2 separate regions of the Homo sapiens genome follow, and region 2 is linked to region 1. A link is an interaction called in ENCODE POLR2A ChIA-PET data of the cell type or tissue named here. Cell type or tissue: GM12878. All regions are shown on one strand. Links, peaks and the distances in the headings refer to the core of each region. The heading gives the core; the rest is flanking DNA.

Evidence for each region. Peaks named below come from ENCODE experiments on the same cell type or tissue, not always from the same donor. Only the 100,000 strongest peaks of a DNase experiment are listed, where the experiment ranks them.
Region 2: POLR2A ChIA-PET joins it to region 1 with 6 read pairs; 1 of 35 experiments calls an interaction of 5 or more read pairs at or near these places.

What each region holds. Positions count from the first base shown.
Region 1 is chr18:4,667,863-4,676,169 of GRCh38, reverse strand. No RefSeq gene overlaps it. Among named protein-coding and RNA genes, the nearest start is that of DLGAP1, 220 kb to the right of the region's middle. In GM12878, for the core only: no CTCF peak of the experiment used is centred there; a DNase peak (open chromatin) is centred at 3,872.
Region 2 is chr18:4,289,276-4,297,582 of GRCh38, reverse strand. The region is part of intron 1 of DLGAP1 (DLG associated protein 1); the gene reads left to right. It overlaps DLGAP1-AS5 (DLGAP1 antisense RNA 5), which reads right to left. Exons shown (of 3, transcript NR_036489.1): 3 at 1,583-4,423. Among named protein-coding and RNA genes, the nearest start is that of DLGAP1-AS5, 29 kb to the right of the region's middle. In GM12878, for the core only: no CTCF peak of the experiment used is centred there; a DNase peak (open chromatin) is centred at 4,057.

The DNA of each region.
Region 1 (8,307 bases), core at 120-8,119:
GTTGTTGTAGTGGTTGCATAGCAACAGTATTGGCCAAATAATTATTTTTTTCCCTACACATAAACTGAATTTCTCAGGTCTAGTTCAAAGCTCCTCTTTTGCTTCAAGAATATAAAAAACTTCCATTAATTCATTGGGTGAATGAAGTGAAAACTAGCCGGTGCCATTTTCAGAAACAGAGGCACCAAGGCCAATTGTGTAGAAAGTAAATAGGTCAAAAAAAAAAGTAAGTAAATAGGCTAAGAGACAAAATTATGCAGAAGTTTGGGGGATAATTTTGAGGGACAATAAGCAACAGAACACTTTGACATGAATAGTATAGGAAAAATTATAGTTTTCTGGGCTTGATGAGGAGGTAGACATAAAAGTATCAGCGTAGCAGTGCTGAGCTGTAACTTATTATGTGCCTAGGAAACCCAATTCTTTGTCTTCAAACTTTTAAAAATAAAACTTTTAATTAATGGCTAAAGGCTTAAGTTTGTATTTCACAAATAAAATATGAGGTGTTTTTTTTTTCTAGAGAACTTGAGAGAAGACACCTATAACATGTGAATACTATGCTAGGCAGGGAAAGACAGAAGCATGGGTCATACTTAGATATATTTTTAGAGTCTCAGTCTAATAGATACATTTGTTTGTGCCAACTTCAACTTTCCCTCCAAGGTGGCATCCAGATGCTCTCTGTGAGCCAGGCTTTTCCTTTTTCCTTCTCCATTCTTGGCCTCTGTTCATGGTCTTTCTCCCACTGTTCTCCCCCAGTGAATTCCAAGCCATTATAGGTTACAACTAAATCACTACATAAGAAAGTGTTTACTTATTGTCTTGGCATTTTTGCTATTCTAATCTTCCATAGCAACTTACAAATGACTTTATTTTACATACATTACCACATTTAATCATAGCAACTCCTCAGTTGGACAAGTTGAATATTGCTTTTAAATGAACTCAGAGATTTTAGAGTTTAAGAATAGCTAGCAAACAACTGAACCTTACTGGAACATCATTTTTGCCTTCAATCCATGGCTCTTTCTTATAGACCATATTGCCTAACAAAAGGGTATCATATCTACTTGATTCAAATTGTAATAGTTAGTTTTGTCAATAGTTTAAAAATGAGTGTATATTTGTCAACATTGTCTGTCTTAATTTATAGTCTTCTATCGAAAGGAGAGACCACACTTGTTAAATTCACTTTGATGGGTTATTAATAAAACCCATGAAACACGCAGGCATTCAGCAAGACATAAATATGCTCAGAGTTTTAATCATGCGGGGTCTCATCACACTTTTGGCTGTTCAGATAAATTTGATTGCTTTGTAGAGTTTCAATGATAGTAGTGCAATGAACTGCATGAAGTGTTTGTTATTCTGCTACTGTTTCAAGTATAATCTCTGTTTTGAAACAAATCCTGCAAGTAGCCTTCATTTTTATCCATATGGTTATGTTTTACAGAACAAGAGTTTGCAGTAAGAAGAAAATAACTTATTTTATATAAGTTTATATAAGTGATTTTCACTGCAAAGACTACATTATAAAGCATGGCACACAATAAATTGTAAGATGAGTGAAGCCTATGCCATTGATTACTTTTTTCTTTATGTTTAAAGAGTGAACATTAAGTTTTATAATTTATTGCATGTATTAAAGAAAAGGGAATACTATTTTATTTGTGGTATTTTGTCAATAAATATATCTATGTCTATCTATATATGTAAATTTTATAGGAAATAGAAAAGTTTTGTCTTTCAAGCAATAGAATAGCATTTTCCCCTTGCATTCAAATGAAGAGAACTGGGGCTTTCTCTGCATTAATAGAATTTTCCAATGAGAATAGAGGCGGTTGGTGATGTAGTAGACATAAACTCCAGATCAAGAGAAATGATGAATGCTATCCTGCTTCTATCAATAGCAATAAATTATTCATATTTTTAGTGAAAACTTTCCTAGTGGACTTGTTAGTTAATCCAGCAATGATAATAAAAACGAATGAATGAATGGATGAATAAGCCAAACAAGAATCAAATATTGAACTTTTAAAGTCTGGTGTCTTAATGTATTCACTTAAAAATGCTATAAGATTGCTATCTAATTTACCTCCTTTGCTAGATCTTACAAGTAATGATTCAAGAAAATTGATGTATATGTAAGAAAATCTATGTCCTACTAATGGTTATGAGTCCTCATTTCTTGTATTTTCCCTCTAAGACATTTATCCTTTCTACTCAACCTGCTTGACCACCTCTAAAGAATGACAAATTTTGGGCATTGAGTAGACATCTCAACCTGCTTATTGCTCATAGCAAACTGGGGACCCAAAGGTCTTATTGCAATTTGAACACTCTCAGTCTCTTTTAATATAAACTTAGTGCTCTTTTGCCAACTCAATTTACTTTAAAACTTGGTGGATATTCAACGTATCTGATTACATTCTACCTCAAGCATCACATCCACAATTGTTTTTGAAATTTGCTTTCTTCTAATTACTACTATGTTGGTATTAGGCTTCTATGCATTATGCCCTTGAATGTTCTAGAAATCCCTTTTGTCTAGATGAGAAAACCTGCTGGCAAAAAGGGTCTTAGAATCACATTCTTGATTTTTATCTTAGTCCTCAGGCATCATTCTACATTGAGAAAATTTTACTAACTGAGAGACTGGAGATTAAAAATGTATCTATTTTCCAACTCTCTATATTTCCTCTAAATTACACTAGTGCAGTGGCCAGTTCTCCTACTAGGTCATCTCCCTCTCTCTTTTTTCTTTTTTCAGTTCTGTGCCTTGCACAGATAAGAACAGTCAGCTGACACTTTTAATATTCTGCCTGGTTATCATCTTGGCCAATTTCAAAAGTTTACCATATACATTTTCCTCCTTCTAAGTCTACAAACAAAGACTTATTCTAAATTTTGTAGGTCACCAGGGAAGCCCACTTTGGACGGGCTAATTCATGAATTTTCAGTCAACTATAAGACAGGTAGGTAGTCTGTTCTGATGATCTTGACAGGACTGTCTCACATATGTGGGGCTCAGCTGACCCTTGGCTTGTCTAAGATGTCTTCAGCTGAAACTGGGCTTTCCTCCACATGGGTTGTCATTCTCCAGCAGGGAGGTTTTCCACATGACAGTGATAAGGCTCTAAGAGAAAGAGTAGGACCACCTAAGACTTCTTGAAGCCTAAGTTCAGAACAGGCACTCTGTCACTTATGCATTCTATTGTTCAAAGGAAGTCAAGAGGCCAGCCTATTTTCAAAGCATGGGAAAATGAATTCCACTTCTTGATGGGTGCCTCTCCAAAGTCACATTGCAAAGAGCATGCATACAGGGAGGGGTAAAGAACTGCAGCAATTTTTGCAATCAATCTACCTCAGAGCCATTATTTCTCCAAATACTGCACTTGCCACATTCTTAATTTCCTATCCTTTTGAAACCCTAACTAATGCATATTATTTCCATGTCTTATAATTGTCTATTTTCCATCTCTTTTTTAAACTTTTATTTTAGGTTCATGCATACATGTGTAGGTTGTTATATAAGTAAATTGCATGTTGTAGGGTTTGGTGTACAAATTATGTTGTCACCCAGGTAATAAACACAGTACCCGATAGATAGTTTTTCAATCTTCACCTTCCTCCTACCCTCCACACTCAAGTAGGCTTATTATTCGAAAGGTTGCCAAACTGCTTTCCACAATGGCTGAACTAATTAACATTCTCACCAGCAGTTCATAAGTGTTTTTTCTCCACAACCTCGCCAGCGTCTGCTATCTTTTGACTCTTTAATAATAGTCATTCTGACCGGTGTGAGAATGGCTTTGTGGTTTTAATTTGCATTTCTGTAATGATTACTAGTGTTAAGCAGTTTTTTATATGCTTTATGACCACACGTGTGTCTTCTTTTGGAAAGTGTCTGTTAATGTCCCTTTGTCCACATTTTAATGAAGTCGTTTGTTGTTTGCTTGTAAATTTGTTTAAGTCCCTTATAGATGCTAGAGTTTATACCTTTACTGGATGCATAGTTTGCAAATATTTTCTCCCATTCTGTAGGTTGTCTGTTTATTCTGTTGATAGTTTCTTTTGCTGTGCTGAAGCTGTTTAGTTTAATTAGGTCCCATTTGTCAATTTTAGTTTTTGTTGAAATTGCTTTTTGCATCTTTGTCATGAAGTCTGCTAGGTCCTATGTCCAGAATGATATTTCCGAGGTTATCTTTCAGGGTTTTTATAGTTTTTGGTTTTAAATTGAAGTCTTTAATCCATCTTGAGTCAATTTTTGGATATGATGTAAGGAAGGGGACCAGTTTCGATCTTGTGCATGTGGTGAGCCAGTTAATCCAGCACCATTTATTGAATAGGAAGTCCTCTCCCCTTTGCTTGCTTTTGTCAATTTTGTTGAAGATCAGATGGTTTTAAGTGTGTGGCATTATTTTTGGGCTCTCTATGCTGTTCCATTGATCTATATGACTGTTGTACCAGTACCTTGCTGTTTAGGTTACTGTAGTTTTATAGTGTAGTTTTAAGTCAGGTAATGTGATGCCTCCTGCTTTGTTATTTTCCCTTGGTTGTTTGAGCTATTTTTGGTTATATATGAATTTTAAAACAGTTTATTTTCCTAATTCTGTGAATAATGTCATCGATAATTTGATAGTAATAGCATGAAATTTGTAAATTGCTTGGGCAGTATGGCCATTTTGACAATATTGATTCTTTCTATCCACAAGCCTGGAATGTTTTTCCATTTGTTCATGTCACTTCTGATTTATTTCAGCAGTTTTTTGTAATTCTCATTGTAGAGGCCTTTTAACACCTTAATTAGCTCTATTCCTAGGTATTTGATTCTTTTTGTGGCTATTGTGAATGGCATTGCATTCCTGATTAGACTCTTAGTTGGGATGTTGTTTGTGTATAAGAATGCTATTGATATCTGTACATTGATTTTATATCCTGAAACTTTGCTGAAGTTGTGTATAAGAACAAGGAGTTTTGGGGCAGGTACTATCAGGTTTTCTAGGTATAGAATCATATCATTGGCAAACAGGGATATTTTAACTTCCTGCCTTCCTATTTGGATGACATTTATTTCTTTCTCTTGCCTGATTGCTTTGGCTAGGACTTGCATTACTTTGTTGAATAGGAGTGGGGAGAGAGGGCATACTTGTCTTATTCGAGTTTTCAAGGGGAATACTTCCAGTTTTACTCATTTCGTATGATGTTGTCTATGGTTTGTCATAGATGGCTCCTACTATTTTGAAGTATGTTCCTTTAATGCCTAGTGTTTTGAGGATTTTTAACATGAAGGATGTTGAGTTTTATCAAAGGCTTTTTCTGCATCTATTGAGGTTATGTGGTTTATGTTTTTACTTCTGTTTTTGTGGTGAATAACATTTATTGATTTGTATATGTTAAACCAACCTTGAATTCCAGGAATAAATCCTACTCGTTCATGGTGGATTCATTTTTGATGTATTGATGGATTTTGTTTGCTAGTATTTTCCTGAGTATTTTTGCATTTGTGTTCATCAAGAGTGTTGCCCTAAAATTTTCTGTTTTGGTGTGTTTCTGCCAGGTTTTGATATCAGGATGATGCTGGCCTCACAGAATGAATTAGGAAGGAGTCTCTCTCCCTCAATTTTTTAAAATACTTTCAGTAGGAATGGTACCAGCTCTACTTTACACATCTGGCAGAATTCAGCTGTGAATGTATCTGGTACTGGTTTTTTTCTAGTTGGTAGGCTTTTTATTACTGATTCAATCTCAGAACTCATTATTGTTCTGTTCAGGGACTCAATATCTTCCTGATTCAGTCTTGGAGGTTGTATGTTTCAAGGAATTTATCCATTTCTTCTAGGTTTTCTAGCTTATGTGCATACAGGTTTTCATAATAGTCTCTGAGGGTTTTTGTATTTCTGTGGAGTCAGTGGTAACCTCCCCTTTGTCACTTCTGATAGTGTTTATTTGGAATTTCTCTTTTTTCTTTATTAGTCTAGCTAGTGGGCTGCTTTTCTTAATTTCTTCAAAAACCAGCTCCTGGTTCATTGATATTTCTGTAGTTTTTCATGTTTTAATTTACTTCAGTTAAGCTATGATTTTTGTCATTTCTTGTCTTCTGCTAGCTTTAGAGTTAGTTTGTCCTTGTTTCTCTAGCTCCTCTAGTTGTGATGTTGTTGATAATTTGAGATCTTTCAATTTTTTTTTTTTTTTTTGAGACAGAGTCTCACTCTGTTGCCCAGACTGGAGTGCAGTGGTATGATCTCAGCTCACTGCAACCTCTGCCTCCTGGGTTCAAGGTATTCTGCCTCAGCCTCCTGAGTAGCTGGGATTACAGGCATGTGCTGCATGCCTGGCTAATTTTTTTTTTTTTTTTTTGTATTTTTAGTAGACATGGGGCTTCGTCATGTTGGCCAAGCTGGTCTCGAACCCCTGACCTCAGGTGATCCACCCACCTAGCACTCTCAAAGTGCTAGGATTACAGGCATGAGCCACTGAGCCTGGCCCAGACTTTTTGATGTGAGCATTTAGTGCCATAAGCTTCCTTCTTAACATTGCTTTGGCTGTGTACCAGAGATTCTCGTATATCTTTTTTCTCATTAATTTCAAATAATTTCTTGATTTCTGCCTTAATTTCATTATTACTCAGAAGACATTCAGAAACATGCTATTTAATTTCCATTTAATCGTATGGAGTAATTTTCTAAGCATTGATTTCTACTTTTATTGCACTATGGTCTGAGATTGTGGTTGGTATAATTTCGATTTTTTGAATTTGCCGAAGGTTATTTTATACCCAACTGTGTGGTCAATTTTAGAGTATGTACCCTTTGCAGATGAGAAGAGTGTATTTTCTGTTGCTTTGGGGTGGTGACCTCTGTAGATGTTTATTAGGTCCATTTCATCAAGTGTTGAGTTAAGATCCTGAATATTTTTGTTAGTATCATGTCTTGATGATCTGTCTAATATTGTCAGTTCAGTGTTCAACTATCCCACTATTATTGTTGGTTATCTAAATCTCTTCATAGTTCTCTAAAAAATTGCTTTATGAATCTGGATACTTTGTGTTGGGTGTGTATATATTTAGAATAGTTAGGTCTTCTTGTTGAATTGAGCCTTTCACCATTATGTAATGCCCTTCTTTATCTTTTCTTGAACCTTATTGACTTAAAGTTCTTTTTGTCTGAAGTTAGAATAGCAACGCCCAGTTTTTTCTGCTTTCTGTTCACTCTGTAGATTTTTATCCATCCTTTTACTTTGAGCCTATGGATGTCATCACATGTAAGGGGGGTCTCTTGAAGACAACATACCACTGAGTTTTGCATCTTTCTCCAACTTGCCACTCTGTGTCTCTTAATTGGGGCATTTAGCTCATTTACATTCAAAGTTAGTATTGGTAGGTGTAAATTAGATCCTGTGATCACATTGTTAGCTGGTTATTATGCAGACTTGTTTGTATGGATGATACCTAATATCACTAGACTAGACTATGTATTTATGTTTGTTTATGTAGTGGCTGGTAATGGTCTTTTCTTTCCATGTTTAGCACTCCCTACAAAATCTCTTGTAAAGAAGGACTGATGGTAACAAATTCCCTTAGCATTTGCTTGTCTGAGAAGGATATTATTTCTCCTTGCTTATAAAGCTTAGTTTAGCCAGATATAAAATACTTGGTGGAAAAATTTTTTTTTAAGAATCCTGAATATAGGCCCCAATTTCTTCTGTCTTGTAGGGTCTCTGCTGATCAAGTCTACTGTTAGCCTGATGGGGTTCCCTTTGTAGGTGACCTGCCCCTTTTCTCTAGCTGCCTTTAATAATTTTTCTTTCATTTCGACCTTGGAGAATTTGATGACTGTGTTTCTTGGGATGATCTTCTTGTGAAGTAACTTGCAGGACTTCTCTGCATTTCCTGAATTTGAATGCTGGCCTCTAGCAAGGTTGGGGAAATTTTCATTGATGATATCCCGAAATATGTTTTTCAAGTTGCTTGGTTTCTCTCTCTTTCAGGCATACCAGTAAGCCATAGATTAAGTATCTTTATATAATCCCATATTTCTCAGAGGTTTTACTCATTCCTCTTTGTTGTTTTTCCTTTTTCTGTGACTGAGTTATTTTAGAGAACCATTTTTCAAGCTTTGAGATTCTTTCCTCAGCTTGGTCAATTCTGGTGTTACTATTTGTAATTATATTATAACATTCTTGTGGTGTGTTTTTCAGCTCTATCAGGTAAGTTTGGTTCTTTCTTATGACAGCCATTTTATCTGTCAACTCATATCATTTTTGTAATACTTAGATTCCTGGGATTGGGTTTTGACTTTCTCCTGT
Region 2 (8,307 bases), core at 175-8,174, 380 kb after region 1:
TGCTCAGAGGCTCAGGATCATACTGAAATGTGAAAATAACCAAGGATAATAAAATAACCAGGGACAATTGTTTCCCAACAATAAGTATAGAGGATATGTTACAATGTCAGCTATTTTATATTTCTAATTAAGTATCTTTACCATTGTCTCTTCATGAATAAGTTTTAGGCATAAAGTTTTGTTGATTTTTCCATGTGGATATTATATTTCAATAAATTTTTCCCATGGCATGGAGCGTCTTAGGCACCACCAGACATTGATGGTTTTCTACAGGTCATGGCTCGGTGTGGTGGGAAGAGAGGATGTCTTCAGATTCACCTTTATGGGACTCCCTTCTCTGCCCCTTCTTGGCATCTTACCTTGATGCTAATCCTTACCTAAATCTCTCTGAGCCCCAGGTGCCTCATTTATAAAATTGGCATATCTTCCTTATACTGTTGTTGAAGATAAAAACAAAATTTATCCACCATTTTCTATAGCATCTACTATAAAAAGGGTGTTCAAAAATTATAGTTATTATGGGATGCATAACAGTCATAGGTCCTCTTTACAGACCTGTTCCACTCTTAATTTAGGTGAAGTACCGGTCAGGTTCAAGTGCCATTACCCGAAAAATAACTCCAGATGATGCATCACTTCTGGGGAAGTGCTATTTGGTGATGAAAGATGTTGGAAGTTTAAATCCATCCATTGCCTGCTCAGAAAGTGGCTACTTTTCCAGGCATAGGAGAGCTGCTTGGTCAGATGCCACCCGCTCTGTCTTTCAGTGCACAGGTAATGGGAGAAGACAGGAAAATATGGGTTCTGATGGCAATAGCCTGGCCTCAGGAATATAGTTTCAGTTGGTTATTTATTCTTTTGATGCTGAAATTGCCAGCATCTAGAGGTAAAGAATTACTTTGGAACAAAAAATGTTTTGTCCACCAGAGAATGTAGACGTTACAGAGCTATTAATCAAGACAGCCAATCTGAAAGTGGTTTTCACAACAGGATTTAGGAGAGAAGGAAAACTGGAATTAAACTATAAAATGACTCAAGGTTGAAGGAGGATGAACTAACTGAATTACAGATTTTAGAAATTCAACAAATTATACAGGTATAACACTGTGAATGCAAGCACGTGGTTCATTTGAGTGGTCTAGTTTTTCTGTTCATTGCTAAAATGTTTCTGAGAGTGGCCCTCCTTTAACCTGCTGTGTCTTTTCCAACAATGTGGATCTACTTTGTCACTTCTCCTCTTTATTTGTGTGTGTGTATGTGTTTCTGTGTGTGTGCACCTGTGTGTACATCAGCTTTAGGCTGTGAGAGTTATAAAGGTGAGTTACACAGTCTCGGTCTTCAGAAAATGTACTGTTTACTAGAAGGTAAAGGAAGGCTGCGTGCTTAATTATAATAAGGCAAGTTCTAACAAAATTAAGACGCAGGGTGGTGGGGCCATAATGTGTGGCTAGATTCATAGAAGGTTGCTTGAATGTTGTATATTTGCTAAGATCCCAGATGATGAAATGAGAAGCACAGTTTTCATGCTTTCTCCTTACTAACCTTGTGCTGGTTATACTTTTTTAAAACTGTTTCCTTGATGTTGCAATGGTGTAATCCAGTGAGAATAGATGACTGGCTCAAAGTAAGCACTCAATAAATATTGACTGTGTTGACTCTCATTACTTTAATCATTAGTATCTTTAAATACACTTAATAAAAGCCTTTCTTAACAAGCATAGCTGGAGGCCTTTCAGGAAACAATAAGATGATAATAACTAACACTTACCGAGCACAAATTTGTGTTTTACACACTCTGCTAAGCACTTTACTTACTTTTATTTGGTTTTATAAACAGTGCTAAGAGGTAGGTATTATTTTTGTGTCCACTTCACAGATAATGAAATAGAAGATCAGAGAGTATATGTGATTTGTCTCAGGTTGCATAGCTAGGAAGTAGCACAGCCAGATGAAATGGTGCTAGCTCATTTAGTATTATAGGTCCTTGACCTCCATTTATTTTTGTATGTGTTTGTTTTACTGCTTTGTTCCCACCCATGAACACTGCTAGAAAAATTAAACTTTTGGTTAATCTATTCATTTAGTATCTCAACAATCTTTTTTTAAGCTTCTAAGTGCTAGACATTGTGCCCTGGTGGAAATAAGACATGATATCTACTTTAGAAACACAATTCAGTGCAACTCAACCATTTTATTGAGGCCCATCTAAGAATCTTGCACAGGGAACACCATTAGGCTACTGAAGAAACCAGACACATAACCAAATACCCCAATGTGGTGTGGTGAGCACTAGAATGCAGGCAAATATGGACCCTTTTAGAGCAAAGGGAGAAAACATAAAGAAACAGATGAATTTCGCGTCTGCACCAACTGGGTACCACACATCTTTATGATGCAGAAAGGAGACAGGGAAATACTGGGTAGAAGAGGGCAGTTCCCCAGCAAAAGCCCCACCCTCTAGCCTGGATACAGGACGGGCATTCCTGTTTTCATGCCCAAAAAGCTGCCTTTTGACCTGACACACACCCTGTCCTGTACCCGTATAAACTCCGAACCCCAGGCTCCAGGAGCAGATGAGGAGACAGGAAACAAGGAGATTAGCAAACTGGATGGCAGAACAATGCAGCAGAGGAAAGAAGAGAAGGACTGTTAGGAGGAGTTCAGCTGGGGATGGTCAGAGAATCAGCCAGTGGATGGCCAAGCTCCAGGGGAAGATGATCTTCCCACTCCATCCCCTGTCCAGTTTCCCATCTATCCTGCTGAGTTCCACCTCCACCACTCAATAAAACCCCCACATTCATCCTTCAAGTCCCTGTGTCACCTGATTCTTCCTGGATGCTGGATAAGAGCTCAGAATACAGAAAGCTGTCACATTGGCCCTCTGCCCTTGCAAAAAGGCAGAGGGTCCACTAAGCTAGTTAACACTTGGACAGCAACACTAGAAGAGCACACTGTAACATGTGCCCACTTGGGTTTTGGGAATCACAGAAACTCACCCCTAGACACTGCTGTGGGGCGGGACCCCAAAAGCTCTCGCTCTGGTTCCTGCACCTGCTCATCTGCATGCTCCACCTCTTGTAAGGGCTTTGAGCTCATAGCAGCCAAGAAGAGAGCCATACCCCTGTCACACATCCTGTGAGGGGGACCAGGGAACTCTCCCATTTCACTTATACCCACCTCTGAATGATGGCAGAGGACATGTGTGGTCTTCCCAGGCCACCCTGACTCTCAACCCTGTGGAATCAGGGGTGCTCTCAAGGAGGTGGTGACATTGGGGTTGTATCCAGAAGGATAAGTAGTAAATGTTACAGAAGGCATTTAGCTGGGAATATAACATAACAAGTGTGGTCAGCTCTGGAAAGAATGTATAGTTTGGCCTGACTAGAAAATAGTGTATTTTCGGAAGAATGAGGAGGCAATATGGTGGTGAAAGTTGTTTAGAAGCAGCTGATAAAAGGTGTTGAATCATACCAAGATAGATTCTGGAATCACAAGTGGGAAACAAAGGTTATGTCCCAAAAGAAAAAAAAGGAGGGGATACAAGATACCCCAACTTTCTGTTCAATTAAACTCACTGGAATTTCTAACACACTGATTTACGTATAGTTTGAGATGGGAGAAAGAAGTAGAATACCAAGTTTAAAAGATACAAAGTTTTGGCAGGTAGGAAAGTCTAAACATGGATTAAAGAAATAAAGTAAAAATATATTACTTTTAAGTGATCAATCTCATTCTTAAAAGCTTAATTATCTCTGGTGGAGGTTGGGTGGAGGTGAGGAAGGAGTATGGGGACAGGGACAGGGTAGATGGGAAATGGGCTACAGAAAACCCTTGAATTATACATTATGCACTATAGTTGTTAATTATTTTAAATGCGATAAAGATTCTTCTGAGCTAAAGTTTTTTGTCATAAAGATATTCATTCTATATTCAGGAAAACACAGATAAACATAACCTCTTTACAAATACCAAATGGTCTTGTACATATCTGAATGAAAATGAAACTTAGTAAGGACATACAGTCTCAAGAACATGGTATCCTGTGACCTAATTGTTTTGTCTTTGCATACAGAAATCTCTGAGAGGAAGTTCTGCTTTTACATGATTCAGTATTGTTTTGGAGTGCAGTTTAATCTGATTTTGCAAAAAGCAATGTTCTTATTTTGATCATTGTATCTATGATCTCTACTAATATCATTGAATTAATCACATAAACTGGATCTTCTCTGTCCTTTCTCTGACAAATGAGGAGACTTGTTTCAGAGCCAAACTTGACCATCCACTGAGTCTGCCACAGGTAGTTTTTAGAGATATTGCTGCAGGCAGTCTTTTCTCTGTTCCAGAATGGTATACATGTAGTCATCACATTCTTCATTATTGGAACCGGATCCCACCTTTGTTCATTTGCTTCGATCTTCTTGCTCTATGAGAGAAGGTAGACATTTCTGTGGTCATTTCCAGACATAGAATCATAATCACCTTTGTCCTTAAACAGCTCCTTGAACTTCCACTGATTTCATCTCCGTTTCCTTGTGTTCTTTGGAACACTGTGCGTATTGTAATCACAGCCTTAGCTAAATAGGTAAGTAAATGTCAACCTTTCAAAGTTATCACCTATAAAGAAATCCTCAAGAGAACTATAATGGATCTTCTCTGCTCACTCATGTTGTTGGCAGTTCCTAGGAAGATTGGGACAGGGATCTGCTAGGTATCAATCACATACTGATTTTGTATTCAGCTTCTTTGATAAGTTGTTTGGTCCCATGTCACACATTTCTTACCAACTTTCTAACTTGTTTCTCCTGTCTGATTTCTATTTCCCAGGGGAGAGAAAAGACTACCCTTGAAATTCTATCTGGCCTAATATTTAGTTGCAAGAATTTTTAGTTTGTATGTGTATGTATTTAACCTTCAAGCCACATTCCTGGAAATATATTGCTTTAAAGATGTAGAAATTATTTATTTCAAAGACATAATTAAAGAGCAATCTTTGTAATAGATAATTTTCTTCTAATTTCTGAAATAATAAAAATTAGTAAAGTATATTATAATATGAGCAAAGATAAATTTTAAAATGTGATGTTGTAAGAGATTATCCAACAACATAGGAAATGCTCATATTTTACTACATAAAAAATTTGCTAAAATACAATCTGGTGATCTGACTTTAAAATATACATATTTTCAAATGAAAAAAAAACTTGGTAGCTGTGGCAACCATGGGACATTTTGATTATGGCTGATTCTATCTGCTTTTTGTTTTTATCTCTGTTTTCCAAAAATAGCTATATTTTGCTTATTTTAAAAATTAAACAATGATAAAGTGGAATTTTTTTGTAAACAGATTCATTTTTTATTACTCTGGACCATTTTTATGGTTGCTAATGCTGCCTAATTAGGGCAATTCCATATTGCTTATGCTATTCAATTTTGAACAATTGAGTTCATTAATGGCAGAATACAGATTGGAAATATCTATTTGTAATGTTTTAAATGAAAGTCATCTAGCAGTGATTTCTGTAGATTGCTGGATTTCTAGTTAAAATAGTTATTGGGCATCTACTGATTCACGGTGTGTATGTGAGAATCTAACAAATGTCAACAGTACCCCAGAGAATTCTAATGTAGAACCCAAATTTGCAACTTCTAGTCTATAGGCAGATTTGACAAAACCGTTTCCCTTTCTAACTTTGTTTTTATGCAATTCAAACATTTTTTCTTTTCTAGTGCTCTTCCTTCAAGATCGATGCTTCGTACTATTTCTCACATTTATGATTATCAATATTCATTAAATTTATAAGTGTGTATAGGATTGGCACCTTAGTAGACCATAGGCTTCCTTTGCCAGCTGAAATTTTAACAATAAACACAATATAAATTAATAGTGAGACATAAAGTATTATATAGCATCTTATTTCTCATGGTAGCTACAACTGTACCTACTTTATTGTCATAAATGAGACCTACTGATGATATTAAAAATATATGTGTGTATGTATAAAATAATCCAAATGTGTGTATGTATGTATGTATGTATAAAATAATCCAAAATTTATTATTTAAGAAACTGCCATATATGTATACATGACATACCTGGTAACAATTGGAATTTTGAAAGATAGCTTTCACTGGACTGTCTTGTTGTGGAAAGTTCTATAAACAATATGCTTAATGAATATTTAATAGTGTTTTGTGATAAAGGCCACACCTATATACATAACACCATAAAACCAAGCAGGAAGAGCCATGATGACGCAGGGTTACCCCTCTCTGGACAAAACCAAAGAAATGCCAGTAGCCCTGTACTTATTTGTACAAAGTCCTTCCACTCATTTTCTAATGAGTCTTGACATCTACTCAGTCTGTATTACAGTTTCCATTTATATTATCTGCCTGAACTGCGCCAAGACCAGGAAGCCCAGATGTCATCATAAATACCATCACCCATAATATAAATATTCCAATTAGATTCCTTCTATTTTCAACATCTACCATTTTGAGCTAACAGGAAATATTTGTATGAAAATGAAACCTAGATTCTAAGGTCTTCCTATTCCTCCCCTTACTATGCTTTTGTTTTTTAAAAAGATTAATAATATTCAACTGCATTTCAGTTTGTGTTATCAAATGCTCATTTTCTTATTCACACAAATAAGAACTATCAAAACACGCTGAGCACTCCGTACAGGGCACTTCACATCAAGGTGGCCAGAAGTTCATTACAGATTGAAAGCGTGAAAAAGATAGACCACATGTGGGTTTGGTTTTTCTTTTCACGTTTTTTAGAAAATTTTCATTTTCCCTCCCTTTTCAATACTCATAACTTGATATTAAATCAAAATACTTTAAACTGTAACCCCAAAAAATCTGAGTAATCATTGACAGCTCAAGCATATGGCCTTTTCTTGTTTTACTGTTATTGGACTTTAATCAACAATTTAAATCTTCACCATTGGGAAACTGAAAATAGTTCTAGACTGTCCGTCTTTGATGAATTCTAAAAGATGACTCGAGACAGACTGAACTTCTCCCCGACAGTGACCGTGAACCTTCTATCTGTGCACTTAAGAGCAGTTGCCTGCCTTGCCATGTGGAGTCCACGTTACCTTTCATCGCCACATATGTGTACACAGCTATTGTCTCCTGGTAACCGAGAAAGAAGGGCTGATAGTTAGATTTTACAGATTATCTCAACTAACATTAGTTTTATAGAATGTTCCATTCTCTGTTTTACACCCATATTCTTTAAATTGCACCTGCAGAATGCATTCTCACTTGAGTTGTTTTTGATAATCTAAGTATTTCTCCTGATGCGTATTCTTTTTCTATTGATTTTGAAACCGTATGCATAATACCTAGTATATAAATGCTAACAAATAAAAAGTATTTTTTGCAAGATGTGAAATGGTCACATTCATCTTCCTGGTGACAAGCACAGAGACAGTAAATTTCTAACAGCAGTTCAAGCTACTGTGTTTGAAAAGCTTGCAGGGGAAATGAAATATACAAAATTTACCAGATGTAGTAGCACTTCTATAAAATAACTTCTGCCATTATTTCCTTTTTTACATAGAATGTTACATAAGAACAAACTAAGAAAACCAGAATATGCTTTTCAAAAGATGAAGAGTCTCAAAGATAAAAATTGAAAGGAGACAGAAAAATTCTCTTAATACATGAATGTTGTAATTGGGTGCATAAATGATTTATACCATTTACTGTACAGAGCTCTTATAATTATGCAAAAGCTAGGTTTCAAAATAAGTACAATTGTTTCTAAGTTCAGGAATGACTAAGAGGGATTTAAACCCATAATTCTAGGACAGATGCATTGCCACCTTAAAAATTTAAAATTTAAACATTAAAATTAGGTTTACTCATTTCCTCATTTTGCTTTCTAATTAAGTTTTTGTTTAATTTTTCATGAAAAAAAGTTTTCTTTCTTTTAAAATCTGTTGAAGGAAATACCTCCACTCCTACTACCCTCCTACCACCTCCATTGAAAATCTCCATGAAGAACATTTTAACAGTTACGGAATCAAATTTGGCTACTTTGGGTATTCACATGGATGTTGGAAGAGTTGACACAGTCAGAATTCATGGAACAATCTGTGATTTTGACCATATTTTCAGCAGCACTTTCATCATGTTTTATTTTTCTGATTTCAAATAACTCCTGTCATTCTTCAGAAAATAGAAAACTGCCCAACACATGCTCATCTCTGGCCACACAAGCTTTTCCATTCTGTCACTTACTTTTCCATGCATCTTCCTGGTTACTGCTGCAAACGTAGGTAGAGAATGATT